Regions from separate parts of the Homo sapiens genome. Here region 2 is linked to region 1. Evidence: chromatin contacts called from ENCODE POLR2A ChIA-PET data. All regions are on one chromosome and are shown on one strand. Each heading gives the region's core, a stretch centred on a gene start or an enhancer-like site at or near the end of the contact. The rest is flanking DNA. Distances are from core to core; before and after follow the strand shown.

Region 1 (5,623 bases), core at 835-3,334:
TTTGGAAGCTTTTTTGCTATTGTCTGATCCTCCCAACAAATAGCCTTTTGATAGAATTGCCTTTATTCGTTTCTTTATATCTAATTCTAACTTAAGATTAGACTTAAAAGTAACTTCAGCGGTTTTATTATGAAATATTTAAGGCATATAAATACTGCCTCTTTTCTCTAAATGACTGCTAATATAATTTTACCAAGTTCTGTTAAAGTATCCTGTTGTACATAAAGTGCTGTTGTTTTTTATCTGCCTGTTAACTTAGAGTGGGTTTTATTTTCTTTCACTTTCTGTGGTCGAAGGCAAGTATGTCTTAGTCAGTTTGGGCTGTTATAATGAAACACTGTAGACTGGGTGGCTTAAACAACAGAAACTTGTTTCTCACGTTCTGAAAGCCGGGAAGTCCCCAATCAGGGAGCCAGCAGGCCTGGTGTCTGGAGAGGATGCGCTTCCTGGTTTGCAGACGGCACCTTCTCATTGTGTCCTCACAGGGCAGAGAGCAAAAAGAAAGGGCAAGCGCTCTCCAGCCTCTTCCTTTTTCCTTTTTTTTTTTGTTTGTTTGAGATGGAGTCTTGCTCTGTTGCCCAGACTGGAGTGCGGTGGCATGATCTTGGCTCAATGCAACCTCTGCCTCCTGGCTTCAAGTGATTCTCCTGCCTCAGCCTCCTGAGTAGCTGGGACTACAGGTGCCTGCCACCATGCCTGACTAATTTTTATGTTTTTATTAGAGATGGGGTTTCATCATGTTGGCCAGACTGGTTTTAGACTCCTGACCTCAAGTGATCTACCTACCTTGGCCTCCCAAAGTGCTGGGATTACAGGCGTGAACCACCGCACCCGGCCTCCAGCCTCTTCTTGTGAGGGCAGTAATCCCATCATAAGGGGTCCACCCTCTTGACCTAATCACTTCGCAAAGGTCCCACTTCCAAATACCATCACACTGGGTATTTAGGCTTCACCAGGTGAATTGGTGGGGGAGGTGGGACACAAACATTCAGTCCACGGCAAGTTTTTATCTCAATTTGCTAAAGCCTCTCTTTATTTCTCCTGTTACAGTGTGATAATGTTTTTTAAAATATCATTTAGCTGGCTGTGGTGACCCATGCCTGCAGTCCCAGCTACTCAGGAGGCTAAGGCAAAAGGATCACATGAACCTAGGAGTTTGAATCCAGCCTGGGCAACATAGAAAGACCCTGTCTCTTAAAAAAATAAATAAATAAATAAATAAATAAATAAATAAATAAATAAATAAAGGAAAGAGGCTGGGCACAGTGGCTCATGCCTATAATCCCAGCACTTTGGGAGGCCGAGGCGGGCAGATCACCTGAAGTCGGGAGTTCAAGACCAGCCTGACCAACATGGAGAAACCCCTTCTCTACTAAAAATACAAAATTAGCCGGGTGTAGTGGCACATGCCTGTAATCCCACTACTTGGGAGGCTGAGGCAAGAGAATTGCTTGAACCAGAAGGTGGAGGTTGTGGTGAGCCGAGATCATGCCATTGCACTCCAGCCTGGGCAACAAGAATGAAACTCCATCTCAAAAAAAAAAAAAAAAAAAAAAAGAAAGAAAAGAAAAGAAGCACTTAAAGAGGCTGAGGCAGGCAGATCACTTGAAGTCAGGAGTTCAAGACCAGCCTGGCCAACATGGTGAAACCTAGTCTCTACTAAAAATACTAGAATTAGCCAGACGTGGTGGCACATGCCTGTAATCCCAGCTACTCGGGAGGCTGAGGCATGAGACTTGCTTGAACCTAGGAGGTGGAGGTTGCAGTGAGCTGAGAACATGCCATTGCACTCCAGCCTGGGCAACAGAGCAAGACTCCATCTCAAGAAAAAAGAAAGAGAGAGAAAGAGAAATATAGACATATGTTATTAGTCCCCCAGGACCTCTTCAAAAGATCTCTCTTTTCCTTTCTTATTTCTAATTACCATACTACATACCACCTCCATTATGTCAGAATGTGCCCTATTTACGTGGATTTGTCTAAAGTCATGGAACTCTGAGTTACATTCCCCGTATTTCACAGAGACACAATCAGAGCACACGCTGATCTTCCGCCTCTCTTCATTTCCTCCATGTACTCTGTAGCTACCTGTTCTCTTCTTTGTTCGTAGGAAGATCTCTGTTGCGTGGTGTGGGAGTTTGTGCCAGCTCATCTTTTTATTGTGCTTTCTGTGAGCAGCTATCAATGCCTCCAGGTCTTCTCTTTAAGAAGAATGTTTACTCTCAATTGTTTAAAAAACTAACTAAATAGGAAGAAGATTGCAAATCCTAACCTTTTTGGGGTTTTATATTGGGGGCAAAAGTTGGCATCTGCAGTAAGGATTATTTCATTTTCATCTGAATAAATGAGCAGTAATAACTTTGCTGACTTGCAGGGCTCATTGTGATGCCAAAGGACATTGTAAGGTGCATATCTGAATTGGAGGAGGAAGAGGGGCATCCTCTGAGCCAGGTGTGGCAGGAGGTGACATCAAGGAGGGTTAGGCTGCGTAAACCCAGGGACACAAGGAGCTGCAGTCGGGGAAGAACAAGGTCTAGCGGATGGAGTTGGGGGGACTGTGTCTGGAGCCAATGTTCTCAGATGTGTCTCCGGCAGGCAGGGGCAAGGGCTGGTGCCTGGTTTACAGCATTCCTTTTGGAGTCTGGAATAGTGGGGAAAACTCCCTGTCTTCTCTCCCCTTAGGAGTCTGCACTATGGAAACAACCTGTCAATCCAGCTCAAGGCACACATAGCCCAGACACCCATGAGACCCTCTCCGTGGGGACCCTAGAGCACCTATCATGAACGAGGAGACCAAGTAGGTGATTTTTCTCTCCCCTTCACCTCCTCTTTTCCCCTCCTATCTACTTCGTCACTTTTCTCCTACTGCCAAGACTGGTCCCTACCCAAATCTGCCTTACTGGGCTGCCCCCAACACAACAAACCTGCCCTTGACCATCATTCAGCATGAGAATGTAATGATCAGACACAGAAAATCAGGAAGAGTTTTGAGACAGCATCTAATCTACCCATTTTAGAGATGGTATGACTGAGGCTTATATAGGAAAAAGGCTTGCTCAAGGTCACACTATGAGTGTATCAGCTAGGATAGGCCAGGTTACACTGTAGTACATGCACCCTCCAAAGTCCCAGTGACTCATGGCAACAAAAGTTTATTTCCTGCTCTTGCTTCCTGTCTCGTGTGGATTGACTGGGATTGCTCCTCCACATCATCCTGTCTCCCACACTCAGGCTAACAGGGTAGCCATGATTTGCAATATTTCTGGTCCCTGGAGTAGAAAAAAAGAAAAAGTACTGTCAATTACACCTTGGTTCTTAAAACAACTACAGGCATGACATGAGTCTTTTTTAGCATGTTTCATTGACCAAAGCAAGTTTCATGGCTGTGCCCAATTTCAAGGAGGCAGAGAAGTGTAATCCCACCAAAGGCCTAGAAAGAGGAGAAAGAGTATCTGTGAACAGCCCTAATGCCTACCACAGAGAATTAGTAACAGAGCTGGGCCATGGATCTTTCAACCATCGTCCTCTGTCTCCAAGATTATTCCCCATGGAAATCTCAATGACTGATAATGATGCCATGTGCTTTTTCTCCTGAGGATGGTTAGCCTTAAAGAGATTTGTGTCATATCCTAAGGGGATAGAACACTAATGATGGAAACAAAGGTATTGTGTTAGACTGGCTGGAGGAGAAATTTGAGGATGAGAAACATCACCAGAAATCACACCATCCAGGCACTACTTACTTCCATCTGGTGCCATGCTGCCCTGGACCATTTCTTCATGGGTAGCATGGATGCTGGACACCATAGCCTGGAAAAGAAGTTATGCCCTAGGCTATGGCCACATCCTTTTGCCGAGATCACACAAAATCCAGGGACTTAGCCTTGTCTGGTGCCATCTAGGCCTCCAAGGCCTTGGAAATTTACTGGCCTGGGAGGCAAGAAACCTCAGTTCTCCTCCTGCCTCTGTCATGGACTTGCTGTGTGACTGTGGGCACACCCTTTGCCCTTCCTTGGCCATGGTCTTTCCGTCTGCTTAGTGGAGGTGGTGATCCCTGCCTGAGGATCATGGTGTGAGCATGTTTCATAAATTCTAAGACTCTCTGCCTGAGTGAGGACCTATTGCTATTAGCCCAGTTGAGGAGAAATGACCAGTGGGGCTGACAGTACATCCAAGTATGTCTCTACTGCATGCCCAGGGAGCAGCTGGGCTCTAAACCCCAGGACGCATAGTACTGGCCTCAGCCTCTGGGAATTGGGAAGGCTGGCTTCTGGGTGGACCTCCTACTCTTTTCAGAGTTAGAGGTGGACTCTCTGGAGTTGTGAGGATAAAATAAGGTATATAAAGCACTTAGACAGTGCCTAATACACAGTGAGTGCTTTCCAAGTGTGTACTGCTATGAGGAAGGACATAGTACCAGAAAGTACATCCGGAAATGTGATAGCATAGTCCACTAGATGATGGACCACCATTTAGTTGGCCAATCCCCAACTGTTGGACATTTAGGTTGTTTCCAATTTTTAATAATTATAAATAATCTTGCAGTGAGCATCTTTGCAATTAAATATTGTATATACGTTCATGATCGTTTGCCAAGGTTAGAGTCCTAGAAATGGAATTACTGAATCAAAGGAACTGCACATTATTTAGGCTTTTGCTGTGTAAATGCCCCGTGCCCTCTATTGGTACTTCTAGAAGGAGGTGGTTTAAGAGTTCCAGTTCGGCCATCATGATGGCTCACACCTGTAATCCCAGCACTTTGGGAGGCCGAGGTGGGCAGATCACCCTGAGGTCAGGAGTTTGAGCCCAGCCTGGCCAACATGGTGAAACCCCATCTGTACTAAAAATTACAAAAATTAGCTGGGCATTGTGGTGTGCACCTGTAATCCCAGCTACTCGGGAGGCTGAGGCAGAAGAATCGCTTGAACCCGGGAGGCGGAGGCTGCAGTGAGCCGAGATTGCACCATTGCACTCCAGCCTGGGTGACAGAGCGAGACTCTGTCTCAAAAAAAAAAGAGTTCCAGTTCAGAAGGGAAGAATTTGCTTAGCAAAAGAGGTGATGGTCTGTGTTAGCTAGGATTAGAGTTCACTGTGAGTAGCAGAAAGCACTAAACAACAGTGGCTTAACCAGAATGGAAGTGTATTTCCCTGCCATGTAACAGAAGTCCAAAGTCAGTGAGCACAGGGCAGATGGGCAGCTTTACCTTCCACCTTCCTCAGTATGGGTTCCACCTCATGATTCAATATGGCTGCCCAAGATCCAGCCATCCCATCAACAATCCAGACAACAGGAAGGAGCAAAGAAGAATAGACAACATTTCTACTTACATTCCACTGGCCAAATTACATGGCTACATATAACTGCAAGGGAGACTGGGATATAATAATCTATTCTAGATGACCAGAGAATATTTAGTAGTTCTAATACTGAGGAAGAAGGGAAGAACAGATTTTGGGAGACAACTAGTTGTCTCTGCCATGAGGTTAGCTCAGACTGAGAGCAGCATAAATGGTTCATGGAAATAAGAATGAGTAATGCATCCTCACGGGACTGTCCACAGGGGATGAACAAGACCATTCCAGAGAGCCAGGGTGCAGGCACAAATGGAGTAGGGAGGGGGTG
Region 2 (5,623 bases), core at 3,124-5,623, 470 kb after region 1:
TCCCAAAGTGCTGGGATTACAGGCGTGAGCCACTGCGCCCGGCCTTCTTTTTCTTCTTTTGAGACAGTGTCCTGCTCTGTCACCCAGGCTGGAGTGCAGGGGTGCCATCACGGCTTACGGCAGCCTCAACCACCCAGGCTCAAGTGATCCACCCACCTCAGCCTCCTGAATAGCTGGGACCGCAGGTACATACCACCATGCCCAGCTAATTTTTAAAAACTTGTTTGTAGAGATGGGGCTTTTGTTTTTTTTTTTTTTTTTTTTTGAGACGGAGTCTCACTCTATTGCCCAGGCTGGAGTGCAGTGGCCCAATCTCGGCTCATTGCAAGCTCCGCCTCCCGGGTTCACGCCATTCTCCTTCCTCAGCCTCCCGAGTAGCTGGGACTACAGGAGCCCACCACCATACCCGGCTAATTGTTTCATATTTTTAGTAAAGACGGGGTTTCACCGTGTTAGCCAGGATGGTCTCGATCTCCTGACCTTGTGATCCACCCGCCTCGGCCTTCCAACGTTCTGGGATTACAGGCGTGAGCCACTGCGCCCGGCCCCTAGAGATGGGTTTTCACCATGTTGCCCAGGCTGGTCTTGAACTCCTGGGGTCAAGTGATCCACAAGGCTCGGCCTCCCTGAGTGCTGAGATTACAGGTGTGAGCAACTGCGCCTGGCCAGAGCTTCTGCCTTGAAAACTCCAAGGGCTGTGTGTATGTATATATATATAGTTTTCTTCAAGAGTTGCTGCCCAGACAGGGCGGTGAAACCACCAGAAGCCAGCCTGCTCCTTCCCAGTGTTGCCCCACCAGGGACTGTGGCCCCAAGCTCGCAGGAGTGCTCCTGCTGCGTCTGTCCATAGGCCCCACCCCGTCCCATACCCCAGGTCCCCAGCGGGAAGAGTGACCTTCACGGGGAAGGCTGGGTGCCAAAGTCCTGCCAGCTCACTCCGGCCCTGAGTCACAGGGACCCCTGGCCACACTTAGTCCCTAATGATGTTTGCAAGAGCAAGACCTAACCTAGGACCCAAAATGGTGGGCAAAGAGGGGTTCGGAAGGGGAGGGAAAGGTCAGGGCCAATAGGTGGACCCACAAATTTGACAGGCAGTGGGGTCAAGTGGTGAGGGGGGGGCCCAGAACCAACCCACCATCCTCCAGAAGGAATGCACTGTGTTAAGCAAGCGAGGCGGCCCCCAAGCTGAGCCTGTGAAGGCCCAATAGGACAGCAAGAAGTGGAGAGCAGACCAGGCACAGTGGCTCACACCTGTAATCCCAACACTTTGGGAGGCCAAAGTGGGAGGATCACTTGGGGCCAGGAGTTCAAGACCAGATCCGGCAACATAGAGAGACCCCGTCTCTACAAAAAATGAAAAAATAAGCTGGGCATGTGGCACGTGCCTGTAGTCACAGCTACTGGGGAGGCCGAGGTGGGAGGATCACTTGAGCTCAGGAATTCCAGGTAGCAGTGAGCTATGATCAAGCCACTGCACTCCAGCCTGGGTGATAGAGTGAGACTGTTTCTAAAAAATTTCAAAAAAATCAATTAAAAAAATACAAAAATTGGAGGGCAGCTGAGGCTAGGCAGGCCAGGAATTGGGTTGAAGTAGCCCCTGCCCTGTTTGTCCCTCAGGCCCTTGTCCCCAACAGGCCTGCAGCAGGAAGAATGCTTGCTACTTTGAGAGGACCTGAGGTCTTGGGTCCTTCCCCAGCACTGTGAGCTCCGAGCTCCCAGCTAAGCACGGTGTCCAGCAGTCGCTCTCAGGGTTCCAGTGAGGGAGGAGGGGAGCAAGGGCCCCCCGCATCCCACCTCCCAGCCTGGTACCAATACTGCTGCTTACCCAGGGACAGTACCTGCCTGGTGCCAGGCCACCACAGGTTTCCGCGCAGGGAGAGCCAGCTCCAAAATGCTCCTCTCCCCAGGAAGGGCTGGTGTCCTGGGGTGGCGGGGAGTAGGGAGACTCCCAGGGCCCTCACTGCCCACCTGCCCCACAGGGCAGCCATGCTGAGCACTCCCTCTCGCACATGGATTCTGCCTGGAGGCTTTGGCTCCAGAACAAACGCGCTGAGGCTGGCAACCAATGACTGAGCGAGCGGCTGCCTGCCTGGCTGGGCCTCCCCACCCCTGACAGATCGGATCTTATCAGGGCTGCAGGAACAGCCCTACCTGGACACCATCTCAGTGTCGTCTGGCTGTCTCGATCCAACGGCGAAGATTGGATCTGTGGGATTCTCTCCAGCACCAGAGCCATTTCCCATCACCTGCTGCTCTGCCCCCACCCCACCCCAAGATTGTTGTCAGAGGCCGGCTGGGAGTGCTCCCAACAGATCCCCATAGGGGCCACCGGCCAAAACATGGTGAGTCCCATCAAGGTGGATGGCAAAGACAGACCAAATACCCATCTAGGCAGACAGGGACGGCAGAAGGAGGGGACATCTGAACAGCCATGGTCCCCCAGACCCTTAAGCCAGGAGAGTAATGCTGTGGCCCCGTACCACTCTGGTTCTCCTGGGTCCCCTGCCCACCCCTCAACATGCCAAAACCCCTCCCTCGAGGGACCACTGCACTAGCTGTTTCCCACCTACAACATTGTTCCCTCACATGCTCATGGTTCATTCCATTGCTTCATCCACCTCCTCCAGGAGGCCTTCCCTGACTACCCTCACCAAAGGACCCCCACTAGTCAGCCTCTCTCACAACATCAGATGCGGCTGTCTTCATCGCACATCACCATGGGATTTTCTTGTTCTTACATCTGTCCATTTGTTTCTGGCCACAGAGAGACATCTGGAATGTCAGCTCCCTGGTGGCTCGGCCTCGTCTGTCTAGTTAACAGCTCTATCCCAGCTCCCAGAATGGTGCCCGGTGGGAAGGAGATGCTCAATATTTGGGGGCTGAACACGTAATTCTCTCCAGGACTTGTCCTCCTCCCCATCCTTTCTTCCACCACCACCAGCCTCCATCTGGCTGGACCTGGCTCAGCTTCCAGAGGTGCGTGAGCCACAGTGGGCTCCCAGCTCCTGGGTCTCAGCGCTGACTGGCATGGCCAGCAGGCTGTTGTTACTGGAGAACCAGCTGTGCCCAAGACCCGCAGTTTGGTTCAGAGCTGCCTCAGGGAAGAGCATGCTGCTGACATCGAGGCCAGGCCTAGTTGGGCGGCCCCACCTTGGCCAGGGTTGTGGGGTGAGGTCATGCCCAGCCCTGCTGCCCTGCCCAGGAGGGAAGTGCTGGGAGTAACCAGTACCAGCACAGCAAGGCAAGCAACTGGGGAGAGGAGGCACAGCTCCTGGGATCAGAGTTGGGGGTGGGGGCAGGAAGAGCCTGTACCAGCGCCACATCCCTCTGAAAGGGTCCAGGAAAGAACCTGCCCTAAGCAAGCCCACCTCACACTGCCCAAGTGGAGTCTCCTAGAGATACTGCCAGGCCCCTCGCTGCCCTGGCCATCAGACCCCTCCAACCCACACCCTCCATCCAAGCGGAAGCGCCCCAGCAACTGACGTGTCCCCATGGCTTGGGGCAGGCAGGCTGCACAGAGCCCCTGCTCTGCCACATCACCCAGGTGCCCAGCCTCGGCTCATGCCCCTTTTCAGTAATAGAAAGCATGTAACTGGATCTAGGGCCTTGCGGGCCCTGGGGGAGAAGGTGGACAGGACCTTGGGGGCCAATGGAGAAAGGTTCAAGGACAGGAGGCAGCTGGCCATGAGTTTGGGCTGTGGGGAGAAACCCCATAGGCAGGAGGGGGTCGGCAGTGGGGGCCAGCTGGGGTACAGAAAATCATCTCTTGGAATTTGGAGGAGGTGAGCGAACAGGAGGCCCCGGGGAGGAGCAGGAAGGCAGAGAGAAGGTTGGGAGCTGCCAGGGGCTGGGTTATGCCCCTTCCGGGGGGGCAGGCCCGGGAGCGCAGGGCCTGGGTTGCTCGGATGAGGTTTGTGTGGGTGCGGGTGAGGTCAGCTCGCGACCTGGGCTCCCCCGGAGAGGAAAGCTGCGGGTGGAGAGAGCGCAGGGAGTTTCAGGGCCCAGGCACTGGCTTTTGGGGGGCGGGTCTCTAAGCTCCCCACCCGAGAGTAGGAAGGTCCCATGGGACGGAGCGTCCTCAGGTTCAGGAAGTGACTGAGGGTCCTCAGGGGTGGGAGTCGCCGAGACTCTTGCAGGCTCTGGGCGGCCTATGTCCCCCTCCCTGCCTCACGCCCCCCAATTTACCTGGGCGCCGAGGCCCGGGCCAGGAGCGCCTGCTCAGCGGCGCCGCGGAGCAGGCTCATGCCCGCGTCACGGCGCGGCTGGCGGGGGCGGCAGGGCGGCGGCGGCGCCGGGCTCCAGGCGGGGACGGCGAGGGAGGCGCGGCCGCAGGGCTAGGGATCGGGCTCCGGCTGGGGCTCCGGCTGGGACTCCGCTCCGCTCCCCCCTCCGCCAGGTCTCGCCGCTGCGCCCCGCCCCCTGCCCCGCCCTGGCGGCCGGCCCCCGCCGTATTCCTCCGAGCCGCGGGACGCGCGATTCTGCCCTGGCGCCCTGGCACCCCCGCACCCGCTTCAGGTCGCCCCCGGTACCCCCAGCTCATTCCCACCGCCCCTCCCTGGGCCCCAAAGCCCACATGGCCTCTCAGCCCCTGAAAGCTGAACTCCACATCAGCTCCCAGCCCCCACATCTCAACCCCTTCACTTCTTCAGGAATCACATACACACCCATACGCCACATCAGCTCCCAGCCCCCATATCTCAATTCCTTCACTTCTTCAGGAATCACATACACACCCATTGCTCCCCTAACCCCATCATGACTCTCTGGGCCCTCACAGCCCAGCTCTCCCAGCCCCACAGTGACCTCCTCTGCTACCCCTCCTCAAGTAGCCGCACCAGCACCTCTGTCTTCCCTGGTCTCCTCTCCACCCTCAAAACATCCAGTTCTCCCATTCTAGGTCCCCCTGAGACTTTGCCCTCAAGCTCAAACTTCATTCCCCTTCATTGCTGCCCCCACCCAGCCCCCAACCCCCTCACCTCTGCCCTTCGGGCCTGTGCAGTGGTTGACTCACTGATCTGTCGGAATCCCCAGTCACAGGCCTCAGCTGTGCCAGGCAGGGACAAGAGAAGTTGCCCAGTGCCTCCTCTGGGGAGGAGCTGTCCCCCCTCTGGTTTTCACGTCTGTACCTTTTTACACCAGGGCTTCTCAAAGTGTAGTCCCTGGACCAGAAGCTTCCCATCACCTTGAAACTTGTTAGAAATGCAAATTCCCTGCCCTACTCAGACCTATGAAATCAGAATTTTTGGGGGTTTCCAGCAGAAATGTGTGTTTTAACAGGCCAGGTGATTCTGATGCACACGAATGTGTGAGAACCACTGCTTTAGACCATATATACAAAACAAAACAATAGGCCACCTGAACAGCCAAAATCCTGAGAAATGAAAATACCTCCACATCCAGCTACTGTCCAGGTGTCTCAGAGGAATAGGCCTAAAGCAGTGAGGGACCAAGGATCCCAACACCCACCCATGGAATGCATGCCCCTGCCCCGGAGACGCCTGGGCCTCAGCCTTGCCCAGGGAGCTTAAAAGGAGGCTGCCTCTGGATGTCTGAAAATTTCCCTGATGGTCATTGTGGTGTCTGTGATCAGCCTGAGCTAACCAGCCCCAGGCCCATGGCCAAG

What was found. ChIA-PET counts read pairs that join two places held with the same protein, here RNA polymerase II (POLR2A).
Region 2: POLR2A ChIA-PET joins it to region 1 with 10 read pairs in activated T-cell. The contact joins the promoter of DOK4 here to the enhancer-like site in region 1. POLR2A ChIA-PET finds 5 or more read pairs at or near these places in 2 of 52 experiments (activated T-cell and naive thymus-derived CD8-positive, alpha-beta T cell).

Annotation. Positions count from the first base shown.
Region 1 is chr16:57,014,392-57,020,014 of GRCh38, forward strand. It overlaps NLRC5 (NLR family CARD domain containing 5), which reads left to right. Exons shown (of 49, transcript NM_001384950.1): 2 at 2,683-2,797. Among named protein-coding and RNA genes, the nearest start is that of NLRC5, 28 kb to the left of the region's middle. RefSeq lists enhancers at 218-267, 308-467, 598-647. Within about 2 kb of position 2,085, at least 2 of the 41 ENCODE cell types and tissues checked have a DNase peak (open chromatin) inside an H3K27ac peak, as active enhancers do.
Region 2 is chr16:57,482,120-57,487,742 of GRCh38, forward strand. It overlaps DOK4 (docking protein 4), which reads right to left and starts at 4,374. Exons shown (of 9, transcript NM_018110.5): 1 at 4,186-4,374. RefSeq lists an enhancer at 3,627-4,423 and a silencer at 4,255-4,554.